Linked DNA regions of Homo sapiens: region 2 is linked to region 1. Evidence: chromatin loops called from intact Hi-C (ENCODE). Cell type or tissue: MCF 10A. All regions are shown on one strand. Links, peaks and the distances in the headings refer to the core of each region. The heading gives the core; the rest is flanking DNA.

The links. Hi-C counts contacts between places; a loop is a spot of excess contacts. Peaks named below come from ENCODE experiments on the same cell type or tissue, not always from the same donor. Only the 100,000 strongest peaks of a DNase experiment are listed, where the experiment ranks them.
Region 2: it touches region 1 in a loop (13-fold over the local background); 2 of 110 quality-filtered maps call a loop at or near these places.

What each region holds. Positions count from the first base shown.
Region 1 is chr12:126,746,294-126,749,214 of GRCh38, reverse strand. It overlaps LINC00944 (long intergenic non-protein coding RNA 944), which reads left to right. Exons shown (of 5, transcript NR_033878.1): 2 at 1,088-1,284; 3 at 2,883-2,921. Among named protein-coding and RNA genes, the nearest start is that of LINC00943, 11 kb to the right of the region's middle. In MCF 10A, for the core only: a CTCF peak has its summit at 1,491 (motif pointing right); a DNase peak (open chromatin) is centred at 1,504.
Region 2 is chr12:126,346,269-126,349,189 of GRCh38, reverse strand. No RefSeq gene overlaps it. Among named protein-coding and RNA genes, the nearest start is that of LINC02350, 78 kb to the left of the region's middle. In MCF 10A, for the core only: a CTCF peak has its summit at 1,610 (motif pointing right); no DNase peak of the experiment used is centred there.

The sequences.
Region 1 (2,921 bases), core at 114-2,613:
GGCCTCAGGCATGGTGTCTATTGAGACTACTGGATAAATTGGCCATGCTACCCCTGGCTTATTATTTATAGAAAGCATTAAATTACTTTTTTACTTAAGCCAGCTTTGGTATCGTTTTCTATTATTTGTAGTCAAAAATTGTTAACCAACACAAAACGTTTTCTTTTCCTTAAGCAACATTTAATAATGCACGCATCCTTCCCGCGAGAAACCATTAGTGTAAGCAAAACAGACGTTAATTACCAAATTTAAAACAAGCAAACTTTGGTGTTCTATTTCTTGAGTATTATCAGAGGAGGATCAAGTGCAGAGCTAGACAATAACTTTAGAGAAGTAATCATGGCATGCAGCTGTGCTTCTATTTTAATAGATCTGCTTCTCCTACATAACCTGCCATCAGTGGGTGACAGGCTGGATATCATTCCCCAACAGTGGGGAGGAGTTAGGCAGTGTCTTCACCCCCACACCCCATCCTCAATTCATTTTATGGCATTTAGCTGTTGTCAAGTTATGCTATTATAGAACAAATTATAGAACAACTGGCCCACTGTGGGCCTGAGCCTGGCATCTTTATACCATTAATACCTGCTCAAACAAGCATGTGCAGGTGTAACACTAAAAATAGCACAATAAAAGTGTTTCTAGCTGGACAGGAGAAAGCCCAGACTCCCAACACAGTCACTGTTACTAATAGCTAAGCTGGACATTTTTCAGTACTTGATGCTTTTCAAAGCATTTCGATGTGCATTATCTCCTGTGATCCTCAGAGACCACCCCCGTGCCCTCCACAGAAGCTATAATTCTCATTTTATCAAATAGGAAAATAAAGCTCCAACATTCAAGGAACTTGTCCATGATGTCTATGTCACAGGGTGGGGTCTCCAATACTGATCTTGAGTTCCGATTCGAATGTCCCTGGGCCATCTCCATCCCCTTCGTAGCTTTGGGAGGAGTGAGAGGCTCTCCTGTGTTTAAATCTTGAGAATCAATGATATTCTCTTTGCCCAAGACCATCATGTGAGATCCCACATTTGAACCATAGAAATTTTGGAGACTCACATCCTAAAACCACGTTTCTCTATCCCAGTTAATCCCGTCATGTATTGACCCGGAAACATCATCTCATTTGCCTATAAGACAGAGAGAGAGAATGATAGAAATGCTGGAAGAACGAGCCTTGGGGCGGTATCGCCCAGATCTGAATCCACACAGCAGCTGCTTCGGTCCCTGTAACTCAAGGCTTCCTCTTAATCCTCTGTCCTCCATCAACACCTGGCTGAGCAGGTACTTCACAAACATTAAAAATAGTATAATTTCTAGGATCTATTTGTTAACTTGATCTCATTGGTCTATTAAAGCATCACACTGAGTTTCATGTAAATCATCTGTAGTATCCAGAAAGATTAGAGAAGAAGCTTTTGAAACAACCTCCACTTAACCTGCTTGCAGGGGATCCCACACCCTCCATTCCCCTCCATGGCCAGCAGGGGGCGCTCGCTCTAGGTGCTGGCTCTCTCTCCAGCTGCCAGGGCATTTCTGCTCCCATCAGGGGTGCTTTAAGCTTAGTACCAGCCTCTGTTATGGCATTATTACACTGCCCTCCTTTAATCTATACTATATAAATCCGTGAGCAGATTGAGCCGCTTCTATGAAAAGGAGCATAAATGCTGTGGAAAGATTCTACAAAACAACATGACTAAAACCATTTCTGACAAATTAGGTGTGGACAACAGAACTCTAAAACACAACGGAAAATTAAGCTCTGGAACGGTCCCTTCCTCCAATTGATTCTGAAGTGTCTTTAAGTCATTTCCCCACATTCGAGAAAACACAACTGGATATTGCAGATGGCCCGTTAGGAAGGTTATGGTTTATGACTGAAAGAGATCACACCAGCCCTGCAGACTTCTGCAAATAAAAATCTTGGCTCCACACAGCAAAAGACTGGGAAAGGAATACTTATTTATTTATTTATTTTGAGACAGAGTTTCGCTCTTGTTGCCCAGGCTGGAGTGCAATGGCGCGATCTCGGCTCACCACAACCTCTGCCTCCTGGGTTCAAGCAGTTCTCCTGCCTCAGCCTCCCGAGTAGCTGGGATTACAGGCATGCACCACCACACCCTGCTAATTTTGTATTTTTAGTAGAGACGGAGTTTCTCCATGTTGGTCAGGCTGGTCTCTAACTCCCGACCTCAGGTTATCTGCTCACATCGGCCTCCCAAAGTGCTGGGATTACAGGCGTCAGCCACCGCTCCCAGCCCATACTTTTAAATAAAAGAGTAATTATATAGAGATCACTGTTTAAACAATTTCTTAATCTGTATCTTTTTTATGGAGCCAACTCATAAAGTCACTTTTTTATGAAGCCTTGTCCTAGAGGGCTGCCTCTGCAGTGCTAGGTGGGTCTGCAGAGCTCAGCTTCCCTCTGCTGCAGATGAGTGTTGCATCCTTGGACAAATCATTTCTGCTCTGAACCTTCATTTTGCCTTCTGCATATGAGGTGTTTGATGAAAACAATTTCTGAGATTCCTTCATTTCTGATATGCTAGGATTCCACAAGCAAACCAATCTATGGGTGTGCACTTGGAGAGAGTTCTGTAGAGACGAAAAAGTTTTACCCTATGACAGAAGGACAAAATTCAGTAAAGAGTAGGGCTCCCATAATATAAGAAACCACTGCCAGCCCATGAGAACATTTTAGAGGGGAATGTCAAAAACATATTACCATATAAAATGTTAATATATATTAATATGTGAAAGTAATTAACAAAATGAGGAAGAACTCTCTTTTAAACTTTCTGATTAATTTCAGAAGGAAGTCTCAATTGAGGGGACTATGTCTTTGACCCTTTTGAACACTTGTCCGTCTCCCCTTTAATCAGGAACAACTATGACCTAGGACCAGGGCCTTCAGGAATCTT
Region 2 (2,921 bases), core at 297-2,796, 400 kb after region 1:
CAGATTTTAGATGCCCAAGGTGTTTACGGCAACGAGCAGAGTCAAAATAATTAGAAAATGATGCACGGCCTACCACAAACCATCTCTCATCTGAACAGCTGATCGTCACCCCCACAATGTTCCAGATGTGTGTGTTTTCTTCAATAATGGGGAGTTAAAAATAACCCTCTCAGTTCCTCCAAATGATGTATGGCAGGGCCACTGCCATCAGGCATTCTGCAGAGGGGAGCCTCCTCAGTTACTATAGAAAGGCTTGAGAATAAAATAAATATAACCATGTGCTCATCATCCAAATGAAATTTTAATTAATTCAGAACTTGTTCCGAAAGCTTTCCAAGACAACTCATGCTAATGAGCTCTCTGCACTCTTCTTCCTCCAGTTTATGATGTCATGCTAAATGGGCTGCATCTACCAATGTTGATGAGATGAAAATCCATTCATTCTGGACTGAGGTTTGAGTATAGTTTTAGGACCTGCTGAAACACCTCAATTTCCCTTCTTCAAAACCCAGGGCCTCTTCTCTCTCTTTCCTTGTTGGGCTGAGATTGATGGCTTTTGTAAAAGCTTTCGGCGCTTCATGGGAAGAATCTCAACTCAATGCATTGGCTTTGGGGCATTAACCAATTTCCGTACTTAAAACAACTACCCACCAGCCCTTCCTCCAGCCAGCATTTTGTGCATGGGTGACACCAGCAGTGAGACAGAATTATCTGCTGTTCTTAACCACACAGCCTGGCCACTTCATTGTCTATGGGTCAAGGGCAGCAAGGTGTCATCACCTTGGGGTGAGTACAGATCTGCCAGGCTCATCAAATCACATGCATTTGGTCTCTCCACTCAGAAAATAAATGCCAACTCCTACCTCATCTTCCCCAAGAGCCTTGAAAAAGTCAAATGAGATGAGCTGTGTACTCTGTGCACTAAATAATGTGTATACACAGACACAGAATGTGGAATAATTGTCACTGGAGACTCGAAGGGAGGAAGGATGGGAGGGAGATGAGGGATGAGAAATTACTTAATGGGGACAATGTACATAACTTAGGTGGTGATTACCCTAAAATCCCAGACATCACCACTGTGCAATATATCCATGTGACAACACTGCATTTATGCTCCTTAAGTGTATACAAATTTAAGAAAAAATGTTAAGTAGCTTTCATATTTGAATGAACACCTCTAACTTCCATCATGTTGGGTTCCTATGGACCCTGGAATTGTGAGACCACACAGGGAGAGGAGGAGCCAATCCCAGCTGTGCTGCCCCTCACCGGAATGGGAGCACCGAGGGCAGGATAGACCAGGGGAGGGAACATGGATAATGATTTCGACACCCTGGTGCTGTTGCTAGGCATTACCTTTTCACATTTCCTCCTAAAACCACAAGGATCTGATATACTGAGCATAAAACCCACAGCATGGGACAAAATACAACTTTTCTTTCAAATTATCCAATTCTAGACATGTGAGCAGGCAAGGACACCTGCATGTGATTGAGGAAGCCCCTGATGGACAGTCACTGTTCCCGGGGTGAGCTCTGGGGATGCGGGCCTGCACTCATCCGGACAATCCAGGAGGAGGCGCTACACCAAGAGTCAGCAGCCCTTTTTCTGTAAAGGGCCTGAAAGAAAATACAATAGGCTTCATGGTCTGTGCAGTTTCTGGCACAATTGCCCAATTTGGCTCTTGCAGAGTGAATGGACATGGCTGTGTTTCGTTAAAACTTTATTTACACAAATAGGTAGCAGAGGAAGGAAATCAATTCAAGAGATGTTTAAGAGACAAAATAACAGTTTGCAAACCAAAGACATATGACAGTATGAATAATGTCCTTAACTAGCTAATGCCCACACAAGAAAAAAATTAGATATTATCTCTATTACAGTCCATTTCACACATCTTTCATAAAAACAAAACAAGGGAATATTTCCCAACTATGGATGCCAGATCATTAGTGGGTCATTACATTGATTTATTGTCATTTTTATTTTTTTGAGACAGACTCTCATTCTGTCTCCCAGGCTGGAGTGCAGTGGTACAATCTCTGCTCAGTGCAACCTCTTCATCTCAGATTCAAGCAATTGTCCCTGCCTCAGTCTCCTAAGTAGCTGGGATTACAGGCACATGCCATCACGCGCAGCTAATTTTTCGATTTTTTGGTAGAGATGGGGTTTTGCCATGTTGGCCAGGCTGATCTTGAACTCCTGATCTCAGGTGATCTGCCCGCCTTGGTCTCCCAAAGTGCTGGGATTAGAGGTGTGAACCACCATGGCCGGTCCATTCCGACGATTTAGTGGATCACAACTTTCAAATTAAAAAAGATAAAATAGTCCAATAGTAATAAAATCACATTTGATATAAAATAAAACTTTTATTTTCATATAATAGTGAGGGAAAATATTTTCTATATGACTTCTTTAACTTTATGCATATACGTGTGTGTATGATATATGAAATGTATATTTTTCTTTGGGCCATCATCAATAAAGTTGGAAAAACACTGATATAATTGAAAGAACACAGAACTAGGAAATGGAAAGACTAGACAGGCTTTAATCTAAATTGTACTATTTGTTAGATTTGGATCTATATTTAACATCTCTAGACTTTACATGTCTTATTTGTAAAATTGAACCTTTCATTTATATTCTTAAAAATATATTTACTATGCACCCGCTATTAATCAGGCACTGTTCTAGGCTCTGGACATACATGGATCAACTAGACAGGCCCCACTCTAGGAAGCTAACAACCTACCTGGGGAGAGACATAAATAAACAAGTAAGTGGGTAAGCAGAGAAGAGGACGGGCTGAATGCTTATGGGGATGGGCACTGCTTCAAAGAGAGAGGTGAAGGAAGGCCTGGTAGGAAAGGGAGTGGCTATGAGAAGGTCCAAGGGGGCCTCTGGTGGTGAAAAAG